Regions from separate parts of the Mus musculus genome. Here region 1 is linked to region 2. A link is a loop called in an ENCODE intact Hi-C map of the cell type or tissue named here. Cell type or tissue: gastrocnemius. All regions are shown on one strand.

What was found. A loop is a pair of places that touch in the nucleus more often than their neighbours do. Peaks named below come from ENCODE experiments on the same cell type or tissue, not always from the same donor. Only the 100,000 strongest peaks of a DNase experiment are listed, where the experiment ranks them.
Region 1: it touches region 2 in a loop (2.4-fold over the local background); 6 of 42 quality-filtered maps call a loop at or near these places.

Annotation. Positions count from the first base shown.
Region 1 is chr5:139,813,607-139,821,606 of GRCm38, forward strand. It overlaps a transcript of Tmem184a not described here. Among named protein-coding and RNA genes, the nearest start is that of Tmem184a, 4.4 kb to the left of the region's middle. In gastrocnemius, CTCF peaks have their summits at 3,905 (motif pointing left) and 5,399 (motif pointing left); DNase peaks (open chromatin) are centred at 2,540 and 5,398; H3K4me3 peaks cover 446 bases; H3K27ac peaks cover 763 bases.
Region 2 is chr5:139,713,734-139,721,733 of GRCm38, forward strand. It overlaps Micall2 (MICAL-like 2), which reads right to left. Exons shown (of 17, transcript NM_174850.3): 3 at 5,511-5,652; 4 at 4,490-4,680; 5 at 3,706-3,821; 6 at 1,973-3,112. Among named protein-coding and RNA genes, the nearest start is that of Micall2, 19 kb to the right of the region's middle. In gastrocnemius, no CTCF peak of the experiment used is centred here; DNase peaks (open chromatin) are centred at 4,150 and 4,887.

The DNA of each region.
Region 1 (8,000 bases), 100 kb after region 2:
CCAGGTGTCCACAGCACACCCCTGTAATCTCAGTACTCAGAGGCCAAGGCAGGTGGACTGTGCATCTGTGAGTATAAGGGCCAGCCTGGTCTACCTAGTTACTCTGTTTCAGAAAAGAAAAAGAAACTTAAACCCAAAACAACTTAAACTTAAACAAACAAACAAACAAAACCCCAAAGCTTGTTTCTACCACCGGCTGGGCAGTGGGGATTCACCTACCTGGGGCCAGTTCTGCCCAATCCAGCCCTTCCCCTCCTCCCCCCTCCTCCCCCTCAGGTGCCATCCGCCCCCGCCCAACCCTCCCCCCCCCCCTTGACCCGCCTGCAGGTACTCCTTAGGGTCTCAGAAGCTCCCGCGGCAAGTGATAGAGTGTGCGCCTGCCGGGAGGCAGCGACATTGGACCTCCTTGCTACCCTCAGTTGTCCGTCATGGGGGCGGGAGCCTACCTCTGTGAGCAGGAAGCTCTTTGGACCGGGCCTTGGAGGCCTAGCCTCCTCTGGGGCAGCCTGGCTGGTCATTCACTGGGTCATGTGGCCCCCAGTGGAGGCCAAGCTTCGGGTTGGGGCAAGGCTGGTCTCGGGAGGGTTGCGCTAGGCTAGGGAAGGCACACAGGGCCTCACCTGGCCAGTGGCCCACCTGGGCTTCAGGCTGAGGGAGGGGCGGAGGGAGGAGAAGCAGAGGCTTGTCCCCGCCCCTGGCGACACTCTATCCCGCTGGGACTGTTTGCCCAGTAGCAGCTGGCTTCCAGGAACTGAGGCTGGCAGGTGCCTTTCACCTGCTGGCACTAGGTAGTCAGGCAGTTTAGCAGGCAGGGTCAGGAAGGACAAAGGGTCTGCATAAGCTATGCTAGCTCCAGGGAGAAGTCCCCGAGGAGCCATCCAATACAGTGCTGCTTTCTGGGTGGTGAGAAAGGTCTAGAATAGTGTTTTTTTACCCTTCTCCATGCTTAGACGGTTCATGCTGTGATGACCCCCCACCCCCGACCATAAAATTATTTCTGTTGCTACTTCATAACGGTAATGTTGTTATTATTATGAATTGTAATGTAAGTATCTATGTTTTGTGATGGTCTTAGGCCACCCCTGTGAAGAGATCATTTGACTTCGAAGGGGTCAAGGCTCACGGTGAGAACCCCTGATTTAGAGCTAGACGTGGTGGTGGTTAGTGTGGGTGTCCCCACTGCTCCAGAATTGCGCACTTAAAACTGGGCAGGACTGGGAATGTTGCTCAGTTGGTAGAGTGCTTGCCTAGCATGCATGAAGCTCTGGGTTGCATTCCCCGCACTGCATAAACCAGGCATGGCGGTGTATGCCTATTATCCCAGCACTTGGGAGGTAGAGGCAGGAGAGTTAGAAGTTCAAAGTCATCACTGCTACATACCGTTTTAGGACTAATTGGGCTATATGAAAGTCTGTCTCACTGAATGAATGAATGAATGAATGAATGAACAAAAGAGTAAACAAAAAAGGGGTGGAGAGGTTAGTTTAGCCAAACTTCATGACACAGGCTTGTCTTCCCAGACACTTGGGAATCTGGGACAAGACTGATAATTCAAGACCATCCTAGGGGATACAGAGCAAGTTCAAGACCAGCTTGGACAACTTAGTCCTATCTTATTGGAGCATCTGCCTAGACTCCCCCAGTGAAGGGCTGGGGTGTGGCTCAGTTGTAGAGCCCTGCCTAGAATCCCCCAGTGAGGGGCTGGGGCATGACTCAGTGGTAGAGCCTCTGCCTAGAATCCCCCAGTGAGGGGCTGGGGTGTGGCTCAGTGGTAGAGCCCCTGCCTAGAATCCCCCAGTGAGGGGCTGGGGCATGACTCAGTGGTAGAGCCCCTGCCTAGAATCCCCCAGTGAGGGGCTGGGGCGTGGCTCAGTGGTAGAGTACTTGTTTAGCTTTCAAGCTCTGGGTTCCATCTCTAGCACTTCAAAATGGGTTTGGAAGGATCTGGCATGTAACACTTCTATGGAGAGAGGCTCATCTACCCTGGTTCCTAGAATAGGTGGGGGCTCTGGCCATATCTCAGGTCTGTTCTGGGCCCATGTAGGCCATACCACTCTGGGTACTGTCATGATGTACCCACCCTCTTCTGGTCCTTTGTACCATCTGGCCCTACTGGTGACTTAGCAGACAGAACCTCAGGCCACTTTCCTTTTGGAGTTGTGGTGTGGACACTGGGGTGTGTATGTGTGTGTGTGTGTGTGTGTGTGTGTGTGTGTGTGTGTGTGTGTGTGTGTGTTATCACGTGTCTGGGAAACTCCAGAAGCAAACAACAGTCTGAGGCTGAGCTCTGTCAATTCCCTGCTCCCGTACTGCTCCCTCCATGGTTTCCACCATAGATTCTAGGCACCATCCACTCCTGACACGCAGGCCCTGCATGGGCCATGGCTCCGGCAGCTAGGCTGGCTCTCCTCCCAGATACAACTGCCCCTGCACAGGGAAACTGTCACTTCTAACCACCGTGTTCCCCAATCCCATCGCTGTACATTTTCTTCTGAGATCCGTTTGTGTGTTTATCTGTCCTTAGTAGGAGTTTCTGGAATCTGGCACTGTGCCTGGATGGCCCAGTTGTGATGGCCTTGGCCTGAGGATCTCTTCCTGGCTGGAATTGCTACTGTGCCAAAGGCACCCCCACCCCTAGTCCCACTCTACCCCACAGAGACACCATTCAGTGTGTGGGGACAGGCTGTCATCCTTGGGAACAATGCTGAAGGCCAAACCCAGCTCTGCCCATGGCATCAATGGCTTTCGGGCTTTGCAGGGACTGCGATTCACCTTGCTGTACCACTCCTGCCGCTGCAAAAAAAAAGGGAAACTGAGGCTTCTCTGGACCTTGTTAAGGTTTGTTCCTAGAACCCAGCACAAGAGATGAATGAACCCCAGGTTCTACCTCAGGCCAGATGGACAGAATGACTGAGGCAACAGCAGGAAGCACTATGACTTGACATCAGGAGGACTTCCCTGCCTGGGAAGCAGGGAGGCCTGCTTGCTAGAAACAGGGCCAGTAGCACCAAAAAGGTGTCCTTGACCCTTGGGAAGCCCCTTGAGTCATGGCTGCCAGTGTGGAGGCCAGACCCAGGGGCATTCCTATGGTCCTCATAGATGTCCTATGCCTGCTGTGTTCATGCTTAGCTCTGTCATCCCAGGAAGGCCTTGGAGAGTCTGTCTAAACCTATCCCAGGCCTTGAAGGCAAGAGTTGTGAGGACCCCTGCCATCTCTACCCAACTTCATGCAGTCTTTTCCAGAAGTGACCTCAGCCCTCAGCCTTATCCTGCCTGCCCATGACCATGGACCCCCTTGCCTCTCTAGGCCTCAGTTTTCCCACACGTAAAGTGGGTTTAGTCAGGAACTGGATTGCCCAACTGGCCTCTATTCCCATTGGCATAGTTTGTTTGTTTGTTTGTTTGTTTGTTGTTTCTTGTCCACTCTATCCAGGCAGGGTAATGTGGGGACAGTTTTGATCATCAGGCTTGTCAGACACTCTAGAATTCTGGGTGTGACTGGGCCTCAGTTTTTCCATCTGCAAGATAGGTCAACAATGACTGCCTCTGGGCTGCTGGAAAGAAAAGATGAAGCCGGGCGTGGTGGCACACGCCTTTAATCCCAGCACTCAGGAGGCAGAGGCAGGCGGATTTCTGAGTTCGAGGCCAGCCTAGTCTACAAAGTGAGTGCCAGGAGAGCCAGGGCTACACAGAGAAACCCTGTCTCAAAAAACCAAAAAAAAAAAAAAGAAAGAAAGAAAGAAAGAAAGAAAGAAAGAAAGAAAGAAAGAAAGAAAGAAAAGAAAAGATGAGATACAGTCTGACCCACCTTCTTGGCAAGGCACAGAAATCCCACCCATTCTTGGATGTCAAGATTGCCCCAAACCCCACCTCATCTCAGCAGTGCCTGCCCCCTGCTGGACACCTGTAGTCACTGCAGCATCTTCCCCGTGGAACTTTATGGTTTTGGGCAAGCTGTGAGGGTATCATTCATGATAAGAGGGGTCAGGATGTCCACTTCTGTAATGGGCTCTTTTTCCCCTTTGAGACAGGGTATTTCTCTATATAGCTCTGGCTGTCCTGGCTTCACTCTGTAGACCAGGCTGGCCTTGAACTCAGAGATCTACCTGCCTCTATCTCAACCAAGTGGTAGGATTAAAGGTGTGCGCCACCACTTTCAGGATCTGAAATGGGCTTTAATGGAGGTGATGACACCCTTCATCTCCATCATGTGGTGGATCCCCTTTCCTGCCTCACAACTGGGGCACGTGAGGTGGGGGTAGAGATGACCTGCTGGGTGCACAGTGTGTGTTTGGTACATACATCTCTGTCATGGCTAGGGCTTGGGACCATCTTTGCTGCCTGGCTCTGCGACCAGGGAAGGGCTTGCCAAATAATTTGGCTGGAGAGGGGGGTCCATACTCTCCACATAGGCTCACATTCCGGAGAGGGGGGAGCTGTGTCATGCTGAGCTCAGACACCACCAGGGAGCTGGGACTGACAAAGTGAGGGGTCCCAGGGCAGAGCAGCAGGAGAGAAGCTAGCTAGCTTCTTGTTCCTGTTCTTTCACACTCTATTGAGTTAGGCCTCACCAGAGGCTAGTATCATAGGCCATACTGATAGAGGGCTGGACCCTGGCCACGCGCATATCAGGATAGACCTGCTAGCCTAGATAGGGCAGAGGAACCTCTGACCACTGTTCCCTGTGACCAGGACACCAGAGTCCTGGCCAATCTAGAAAGCTGTATTGAGAGAACAGGGGACGTCAGAGAGCCACTCTGCCTGTCCCTCACTTTCAATCCTGCCCCATGGCCTCCACTTCTGATGCTTGCTGAGGCCCCTACTCCTGGCTTCAGGCTGGCCAGTGATAAGTCTCCTGTTAGCTATCTAGTCCCTCTCCAGAGTAGGGGCCAGGCTCTGTTTGCCCTGGGGCTTCGGGGCCACTTCCTAAGAAACCATTGCCAATGGTATCAGTGGGCTGAGCCGACAAGTCCAGGTCAGGTCCTGCAGAGCGGGCAGTACAACTTTGGCATCCACTGACCCCAGGCTAGCCTCCCAATCCTCGGGATCCTCTGCTAGGGTCCACTATGACCACAGGGAGATTGTCCCCACTAGTGCTCTGGCCCCAATTCAAATAGCACTCACACTGGAGGTGTGGCAGGGTGGAGATGGAAGCCAGGAGCTAGCTTCTTGTGGGTTAAGGTGCTCAGGTGGGTCGAGAGGTCATGGGTGTCTCTCTGTGCCCCCTTCTACCTTTATAGGTTCCAGAAAGCCTGGGTGATGAGTCCAGATTGGTGGCCTTCCATGTTGGGGAACCATAGAGCCTCCCTTTCCCTCTCTCTGCCTGTGCTTCCTCTGCCCTGAGGCTTCCCAGTATACCTGCCTGAGTCTATCTAGAATGCATATGTAGCACCTCCTGGTGGCCAGATGTGGCCTCTCTCTTGGAGGGGATCAGCCTTGAGAAAAGGAGGAAGGCCCAGAAAGCTCGACACGACCAAGGTTTGCCTCAGTTTCCCCAGGGTATCTGAATCTCTGTTTATGGTCCTACAGGGGTCCGGGCACTCAGTGTGGGGACTTAGGTTGCTACTCTCAGATGGCTATCAGCCCTCTTACCAGGCTAGTGAAGACATGAGACTCGGTCCAGGCAGCTCAGCCACCCTGGTATCAGATGGAGTGCAGGTGGAGTCCTGGCTTCCATCCATGGGAATGACTATGGCCTGTTTGTGTCCCATGGCCCTCGACCCCATGGTAGGCCATCCTGGTGATGTGTGGACACTGCTCCTTGCCCATCTTCCTGCTGTGCCTCCTCCTCGTTCCTGTGCCCACCTTTCCTCTCCAGACCTTCCTCATAGTCTTTAGAGAATCCGTCAGGGCCTGTCTGTGCTTGACTTTGCCCCAGAGCCAGATGCCAGACTTGGGTGTGGACCTGGGGGCCCTTCACTTAGAGATGGGCAAATCCTTGCCCTGTGTCTGAGACCCTTTGTGGTAAGTGGGGTGTCTGGGACACAGGAGGAGAAGGCTGGATCGGGAGGGCATGGTGCTTACTGGATCTTGGCAGCAAGTTTCACCCCACCCTGTTGGTGTCATGGGGCCCCGGCTCGGACACCATTCTATTGCTGAGCCAGCCCCACAAGCATGCACACCCACACCCACACAGCTCACCTCCCTGGTGGCTCTGGGCGGCTGGCAGGACCCACTGGGCTGGTGCGTTGCTTTGGTTTCTCGGTACACAGTCTGTAGTTTCTGGGCTGGAGGAAGTCCTGCCTCAGTGTGGTCTCCAGCCCTCAGTTGTCCTCCGTCTCAGCACCTGGGGCAGCCCAGGCCCCTAGGACACTATTGCTGCTGCCCAAGCATGGCTTCTCAGAGGCCCAGAAACTCCTCCCAGTCCTGCCTGGCCTGCCCTGCCTGCCCAACAGCCTTGTTGGACTACACCCTTCACCAGGCCACACCTTCTCTCATCCAGGATTCTGGGATCAGCCTTTCTACACTTGTCCCGGTCAGTGGTGCCCTCAGACCTAGCCCATAGAGCTTGTGATGCCTAGACAGGTTTGTGACCATGAACCCGGTGGGAGCTGGTCTCCAGATTCAACCTGGGTTCTCAGGTAGGGTCATGATGCTGGTGACATATACTGAGGGTAGAGATGACTCCAGTTTTCCCTCTATGCACATGGCTTGCTCTCCTTTCACCTCTGAAGCACCTGAAGGAGGTAGAGGGCCTACCTCACCTCTAACCTCTGATCAAGGTCGCTGATACCTGTCACAGGACAGTTGGCAACAGGAGACATAGGCTAAGTAAGTGCCTACCATGGTTGTCTAGGGCCAGGGGCATGGAAGAACTTTGAAGGTGAGTGGGTCAGGGCACTATCAGAATCTTTCGTACTGGGCCAGCAAGATGGCTCAGTGGATAAAAGGGTGCCTGCCACCAGGCCTGATCTCCCTGCTCCTTCCAATCATTCTTTATCCCTGTGCCTTTATTTGTGTTCAGGCCCACCATGATGGAGGCCTTTGTGTCTGTGTGGTGGAGATGGGCTCAGGGCTCCATGCAGCCTTATGCAAGGTATCTATCTACTTTGCAGTGGGCTCTGGGGCCTGGGGCCTGACTGAGCCCGGCTTGTGTCTAATGGTTTCTCCTACTTGAGCAGGGCTCTGGGGTCTTTCATCTCCTGGTTCTTGTACAGTCTGTTTATTCTCACTTCCAGCTGACCCAAACAGTTTTGACCCTACAGACAAGCCTAACATGTGGTGACAAACTGTAAGCTATAGTGGTAATGCCCTGTGCATGTAGGCTCCTGACATTACTCCCCATTGACCTCTGCTCCAAGTACTCACTTGAGGCTTACCATCTCTCTCTCTCTCTCTCTCTCTCTCTCTCTCTCTCTCCATTCATCCTCCCACCCACCCATCCATCCTCCTTCCCTCCCTCCTTCCCCCCTCTCCCCCCCCCCCTTTCTGTATGTGGAGTGTGTGCGCGCACACACACATTTCAGGCAGCTGTTTCATCTGCCTGGCTTTTACATGGGTACTGGAGATCTGAAGTCCAGCCCTCATGCTTGGTAAGCCCTTCACCCCAGCTCTGGAACTCTTGCCTTGCCAGTCCTCAACCTCAAGCTAGACCAGCTCACTGGCCTGCCCTGTGTGCTGCTCACTTGATCACTGGGGGCAGGGTGGAGCTTGGTCAAGCTCCCGGAAAGGCACCTGCATGGACTCCCAAGGACAGCTACCTTTTCCTCACCTCTACAATGCCAACTCACTGGCTGAACATGGATGGGCACAGTTTTCCTAATCCCTGGGAGGCAGCCTGCCTTGTAGCATGTGACAGGTACACAGGAACCCAAGTTCATGCTTTCATGTGCTAGTTTACAGATGTACCCTGGGTGTGCGCCACATGCGGGCCCTCTATCCACAGAAATACTTTCTACCCAGAAATTGCTGGCACCGTGATCTCTTCTGGGTGACACGGATCTCTTCTGAGTTATGGTGGTAGCAGAGGAAGCCCTGGCCAAGTGTCTTCTCCAGTAGAG
Region 2 (8,000 bases):
CCCCTGCCTGGGATGCACGGCTCTGGGCTACCTGAATTCCCTGAGGTAACACACACATGCAGGTTACACAGAGCCTAGGCAACATTCGGCACCGCTCCAAGCTCTGACAAGCCCACTCTGCAGAGCCTTTTACCACAGCCCAGGAACGGCAGCACAGTCAATCTCCTCCTGACCCTAGGGCCAGCTCAGGAGCCCCTGGGCACCAAACGGGAGTGGGTTTAGGCAGTTACAAACCAGGAATGTCCTACCTAGAAATCAAGGACCAACCCAGCTCACTAACAGCTGTACTGGGCTAAATGGGATACCCAAAAACTCACATCCGCTGGGGAGTCGCTGGAGATCTTGGGGTGTGATATTATTTTTAAAAAGTGGTGGTGAGGGCTGGAGAGATGGCTCAGTGGTTAAGAGCACTGACTGCTCTTCCAAAGGTCCAGAGTTCAAATCCCAGCAACCACATGGTGGCTCACAACCATCCATAATGAGATCTGATGCCCTCTTCTGGTGTGTCTGAAGACAGCTACAGTGTACTTACATATAATAAATAATAAATAAATCTTTAAAAAAAAAAAAAAAAAAAGTGGTGGTGCATGCCTGTAATCCCAGCAGCACTCAGGAAGCAGAGGCAGGCAGATCTCTAAATTCAGGGCTAGCCTGGTCTACAGAGTGAGTTCCAGGATGGCCAGGGCTACACATATATAAAAGCCTTGTCTGAGAAAAACCAAAAGTGGATGGTGAGGATCAGTCAATGTGACCACATTATAATGCGTACAGTGGTCAACATTCAAAACACTAATGTCCTAAGAGGCCAACAACGCAGATGTGGAGATGTACCTATAATCCCAGCAATGGGGAAGGTGAGGCAGGAGTATTTGGAGTGGATGGTCATCATGTAAATTAGAGGGCTGGGATACACAAGATCTCGTCTCAAAACACCAGGACTGGACTGGCAAGATGGCTCAATGGATAGAAGCGCTTGTCCTGAGAGCCCGACAACCTGAATTCAATCCCCAGAACCCACACAAAGGTGAAAGGAAAAACCAACTCCATAAAATTGTTCTCTAACTCCATACAGACATTGTGACATGTTCTCCCATCACACACATCATACAGAACTTTTAAAAAGTCCTGGGTGTGGCTCAGTGTAGAGCTCCTTCATAGAATCCCCCAGTGATGGGCTGAGGTGTGGCTCAGTGGTAGAGCCCCTGCCTAGAATCCCCCAGTGAGGGGCTGGAGGCGTGGCTCAGTGGTAGAGCCCCTGCCTAGAATCCCCAGTGAGGGGCTGGGGTATGGCTCAGTGGTAGAGCCCCTGCCTAGAATCCCCCAGTGAGGGGCTGGAGTGTAGCTCAGTGGTAGAGCCCCTGCCTAGAATCCCCCAGTGAGGGGCTGGGGTGTGGCTCAGTGGTAGAGCCCTTGCCTAGCATGTGAGATGCCCTCAGTTCCATCTCCAACTCTCTACAAAAGAAAAAAAGACAGAAGAGAGAGACGGTAGACTCCATGCAATAATGGAGTCAGAGATGGAGAGAGGTGGCCACCAACCAAGGGATGCCAGGAAACTCCAGATGTTGAGGGAGCGAAAGGACTCTCCCTTGGAGGCCAGGTGGAGCATGTGGCCTGCCACAGGACATGTTCCTGTGAGGGATGACTGTTCCCCTTCTATCTGCACCGTATGGTCAGTGTGCCAGGCACAAAGGACCCTCAGGACCCAGCTCCATTCACACAAGTCATCCAAGGCACGGAGCCAGGCCGTGTGCCTCCCTGCTCTTTTCCTGTCCACAAGACAGGCAAAAGGGCTCAGGAGCACCAGTCTAGTGTGGACCACCTGCAGCCACCAATGTCTGTAAGACCACCATGCCCTGCATTCCTGCCTCTCTCCTGCTCCCCACCTCCAATTCCCAGATAAGGAGATGAAGGCCTCACAGAGAGACAGACCTGGGGGGCAGGTCGCAGCTACATCCACATCCCTCCCACCTACCTGTTTGGAGCCTGGGTACCAGATCCTGTCAGCGCCGGAAGGGCCTTCCTAAGGACACTTAATGCTTGCTCCCGGCTGCTCTCCTGGGCAGGGGCATCCACAACAGGAGAGACTTTGCTGGCAGAGGTATTCATCACAGCAGGGACCCTACCAGTGTGGGCAGTCACCACAGTGGGCACCCTGCCATTTGTGGCACTCACTACAGTGGGGACCTTGCTGGTGGGGGCATTTACTACCGTGGTGACCCTGCTATTAGTGGAATTCACCACAGTGGGGACCTTGCTGGTGGGGGCAGACACCACAGTAGGGACCTTGCTGGTGGGGGCAGACACCACAGTGGGGACCTTGCTGGTGGGGACAGTCACTACAGTGGGGACCTTGCTGGTGGGGGCAGTCACCACATTGGGGACCTTGCTGGTGGGGACAGTCACTACAGTGGGGACCTTGCTGGTGGGGGCTGGGGCTGGGGCTGAGGCTGGGGCTGGGGCCGAGGGAGGGGTCTGGAAAAATTTCTCTCGGGCCTGCTGGGTCTTAGAGGCTGAGGAAGTCCAGGCTGGGGTGACCGCTGTGTTTGAAGACTCTGAGTTCAAGTTGAGCTGAGTCTTAACACCTTTTGAGGCTGTCTGCCCTTGGGACCCAGGTAGGTGAGTGTTCCGAGCACTTGGGGATACAACTGGGCGGGAGTTGAAGTTCGCTGGGCTGCTCTGGGCAGGCGATGACCATCCTATTGGGGAGCTATTCGTCACATGGGTGAGAGCTTTGCTAGTCACAGAAGTAGTAGTCACTGTGATCGTGGGTAGCTTGGGCCCCGCAGAGCTCCCCACGTGGACTTGGGAGGTAGATGGTGGCTTAAGTTCCGTCTGGACAAAACCTTTGGCGGTTGTGTTTCCTCCAGCGTGTTCCCATGCTGCTGTCCTGACCCTCAGTGGTGTCCCCTCTCCATTTGCCTCCTGAACCGTCCATGAGACGCCGAATGGCCTGGTGTCTGCAGTGACACCCCCTGGTTTCCTGGAGGCCAGGTTTGATGACTTGGGGCTCACAGAGGTGACTTCTGAGCTGTGGTGGGTACAGACGAAGACTCCGGGCTCTCCCGTGGCACGGTAGGCCCCCGAGTGCAGCGTGCTGGAGCACTGTTTACACCTGTGAGAATAAGCCACCAAAACTCAGAGCCCGAGCTCTTGATCAATCATTCGTTCACCCCCCGGGTTCATCCATTCCACTCTGCCAAAGGCACACAGGGCCACACTCCTGTACCCACTCCTCCAGTGGCTGACCCTTCCAGCAAATGCTCCTTAGTGATTTTAATCATCATTGTGGGTTACAGCCTCCACCCGTATGCTTGTCGGGGGGGGGTGCACACCACAGAAAACATGTCACCTCCTGCTTGCATATATGAAGACCACACAGTGTAACCCACTTTCAGGGGTCCAACTGCCACCAAGCTCATAAAAAATGGACATAGGATTCACTCCTTGTCCCCAAATCTAGAAGATTCTGGGAAACACGAAGGAGATTATTAAGGGTCACAAAGTTTAAAAAAAAAAAAAAAAACACAAAGGGCTGAGAACAGAATTAAGTCAGTGAATCTAGAGGGACATCCCCCAGGGGACATTAAAAGAGGATATTGGGGTTCAGCTATACTGTCACCAATGGAAGACGGATGGGAGGGCCACGGGAGCCAGGGAAGTGTGTGAGAAGGAAAGGTACACCCCAGCATGCAGCAGCAACCGTACCTGAAGCAGCTTCGGTGGTAGAGGCGCCCGTCAGCCAGGTGCCGCTGCACAAGGTGAACATGTTTGCCACAGACCCCACAGATACTGCTGACAGAGCTTCCCGCGGTCCCCGGAGCCTGCAGGGGGTGTCGGGGTCACTGAGAGGCAGCCGATGTCTCCAGCCTCCCCCCTCAGCCCAGAGGTGACGATCCCACTCTACAGGCTGGAGAACTGAGGCCCTGGAGAGTGACTAGCCAGGGCATGGGTGTGGCTACACACTCAGGACCTTCACAGTGGCCTCGTTGGAAAGAAGGAGACTGGATTCCAGAGATGCTGGCAACTCATGGTGGGGCTAGAGACAAACCTTATACCTTATAACACCCCACCAGCCTCTGGGATCAGACCAATTCCCTCTGCATCCTGGCCTGCCTTGCTCTGGCTTCATGGAACCTGTAGTAAGCTCTAAGGGACAGCAGGGGGCACTCAAGGTCAGCATTGCAGAGCTGGCCTAGGAAGAAAGGTCCAATCCAGTGTCCCTTCCCAACCAGGAAAGAGGACAACAATCTAAATCAACCAGGAAAGGTCTAGGGTTACAGCTCCATTCCACCTGGAGGACCTCCTATGCCTCAGTTTACCTATCTGTATTATGGGAATCACAATTCTTGCCACGCTGGTCACCTCAGTGGGTGCGCTGGATACAAAGCAAGGGAAGGGGTGCTTGCTGTACTAAGGGAGAATCCCACACAGTCATACATTTTGTGATATACATAGGCCTCTAATGCCCACTCAATCAAGACATGCTTACAGCCTTTGGGGATGGTCTTTGTGAGCCACCTTCATTCCTCTGAACCACAGGGTTTGTCCGAGCTGGGGACAGTGGTGACCTCTGGGTTTGAGCCGGCGAGGGCAACTTGGCAGGCTGGGACAGGCCCTTCTTTCCAGAAAGTTCTTCGGTCGAATCGGATGAGGGTCTCTTTATGCCAGCCATGCCCCCAACTGGCATGAGACACAGGAAACAGGGGTCAGGCGGGTCCCACTCAGAGCCTGTGCTCTCTAAGAGGTCCCTGTGCTCACAGTGAAAGGCACGGGCGTCCTGGGACAGCTGGTGAGATGCAGAGTTGGAGAAGGACAACCCCAGGGCACATGCTTCCCAGAAAACCGTGGTCTGGCCCTCACCCCCTCTCCTAGCCGACAACCCCATCTAGGGTCACAGAAAGGGACTTTTCTGTCTCCAAACCACCATTTGGAGCTGGCCCTCCGCCCAGGGGGATTCCGGAGAGTTCTAAAGCTGTAAGAGGAATGTTGTACAGGAAGCCAAGAGGCTCCCCACTCACAGGACTGACTGAAGACCCAGTTTGCCCTCCCTGCCCTGCCTGGCCATCCCTGCCTGGGCCACACAGCTTCTTTTGCCACAGTCAACCAGGCATTCATTGTACAGCCTCAGCTGTCTAAGCCCTTGGGAGTCGAGATGGGCAAAGAGGGTAGAAAAACTGGGACAAGAATGCATCTGTGCATCTAGGCGCACAGGGAGGGGGAATTCTAGGTGGGGGAATAAGGGAGCGGGGGGGGGGGGAGAGGAGGGGAATCTCATTCTACACTTGCACAAAGGCCCTTGGTCTCCTTGGTAACAGACACATCTCCAGGAACCCACATGTGTAGTCTCAGAAAGGGACCTCCCTGCATCACTGCCCACCCTAGGCTCAGTGCTCAGCCATGAGGACAGAGGATGGGAAAGGCTCCTGCAGCGTGGGCTGGTGGCCCGGACAGTGTCAGGAGACTTGGTCATGCCCCTTGGCAAGGGAGGGCCCGTCTGGATGGGGACTCACTTGGGGACCGGCCATGGAAGTAGTTGTAGTATTGTGACACATAGGTGAGAATGCTCAGCCGGTCTGGAACCTTCAAGGCCACCATGTCCTCAGCGTCTAGCAGGGCTGGGATGCCCAGCTGTTCCTCAGCCACTTGGAAGGCCTGGATAGGGGTGAAAATCAGCGGATAGTAGAAAGAACTACTGCTGGGCCATCAGTACCCCCCTAAAAGAGGGGGGCAATAAAGCCTGCACTTCAAGTCCAAGGACTCCTAACTCAGTGACCTTCCAGGCTAAGCTTGTCACATTTGTTTAAAAGTTCAAAGTCCCAACTGGTGTTCCTCAAGAGACCAGGCCCAGGGGACTAGTTGCATGTTGGGGGCAGGTGCTGAAAATTGAACCCAGGGCCTCCAACATGCTAGGCAAGTGCTTTGCTACTGACCTGCACCCCCAGCAACACATTGGGGGATTCTAGGCAGGGGCTCTACCACTGAGCCACGTCCTAGCCCCTCACTGGAGAATTCTAGGCAGGAGCTCTACCTGTGGCTGCTGATGCCTTCCACCCAACCCTTGTCAAACGCCAAATGTGGCTGCAGGCCTATCAACTCAGCTACTTGGGAGGCTGAGATGGGATGATTATAAGGTCAAGCATATGCTGGGCTACAGATGAGTTCAAGATCCACCAGGCCTACTTAGTAATATTAACCCAAAATAAAAGTAAAAGTGGAACTGGAGATGTGATTCAGCCTTAGAGCCCCTGCCTAGAATCCCTCAGTGAGAGGCTAGGGGCGTGGCTCAGTGGTAGAGCCCCTGCCTAGACTTCCCAGGGAGGGGCTGGGGGCGTGGCTCAGTGGTAGAGCACCTGCCTAGAATCCCCCAGGGAGGGGCTGGGGGTGTGGCTCAGTGGTAGAGCCCCTGCCTAGAATCTCCCAGTGAGGGGCTGGGGGTGTGGCTCAGTGGTAGAGCCCCTGCCTAGAATCCCCCAGTGAGGGGCTGGGGGCGTGGCTCAGTGGTAGAGGCCCTGCCTAGAATCCCCCAGTGAGGGGCTGGGGGGCGTGGCTCACTGGTAGAGCCCCTGCCTAGAATGTGTGAGGCCCAGAGTTCAAGTCTCAGTACTGGAAAACAAAATACATAAAAATCTTTTTAAAAAACAATGTAGAGCCCCGCCAGCTCCCTTTAGCTCAGGGCAGAGGCACTGACATCACGGCCCTGACCCATGGTGACTAGCCACATCCTGGTGACTCCTGTAGTTCCCTTCACTGGGGCTCATCCTCCAGACACCTGTGTGGCCTCATGTAGATCCCAAGTCAGGGTTCCAACACTGATCCCACATACGCAGCCCCCTAACCACACTCAGACCAAACCTCAGATCTCCTCTGACCCACGGAGAAGGTCCAGGCCCTGGCCACTCCCACTGAGGGCCATGTGTGCCCTCGGTGTGACCTCCTCACCAGACACTCCTTTCTCCTGACAAGTCTGGGCAGGAAAGCCTCTGGTCCACACTTCCAGAAGTCCAGTTTCACTGGCTTGGAAGGAAAGACCAAAGTCCTTTCTCCACCAATGCTCTGCACCTGCCTCAAGACACTGCCCCACCCACCCAGGGCCCTCAACCATGCGTCCTACCCAGCACTCTGTAGCCCCAGGGCCTTTGCCCATGCAGTCACTCCATCCAGGATGACTTCCTTAGAGCATCCTCAGACCTGACAACACTATCTCCACACACCCCAGCCTCATCTCCTTAAACACAAATTCCCCTCTCATGCCCAGCGCTAGCAGAGCAGTTAACCAGCTAACTTGGCCTCCACCTCTTGATCATTTTCCACCTTATGCATTGATTCGGATCTCTAGCTTGAATTCAAAGTTAGCCAACCAGCTAGTCTGGCTAGCCAGCTTGCTCTTGAGGTCCCCTGTCTCCAACTGCCATGCACTGGCATTACGGGACAGCTGCCCCACTCATCTGGGAGCTACACGGGTGCTGGAGATTGAAACGTAGGTCTTCATGCTTGCTCCATCAGCAGCGTATACCCCCAGTCCTCGGTGCCAGGACTAAAGCTACCATGCTTGGCCCAGAACTGAGTCTTTAACTGTATTTCACGATAATTAAGTAGCAGAGGCTACCCTGCCTGGACTGAACCATCTCATGTCTACTGATTCAGTTCTCCTCAGAGATGCCTGTGTCAGGGGCCCACGCAGACCCCGCTTGGAGTAGAGTAAGGACATATATACGTCAGTTCAAGGGACAGTGGTGCATATTTGGTAGTAGGGAGAGTTGGGTTGGCACAGAGAAGGTACTGGCCATGGAAGTACAGACTAGGTCTGAAACCAAGGGGCCAAAGAAGGTGGTCTCCCAGGGGACCAGGGAATGCTCTTGTCCACCCCCATGACCACCAAGACCCACTCTCCCACAGCCTCCTGGGGCCTTGCTCCTGGATGGATCAGCTAGGCCACCCACAGGCGAGGAGGTCAGCTGCCACCCCAGCGAGGAAGAGAGGGAGAGGTCCATGGAGTCTAG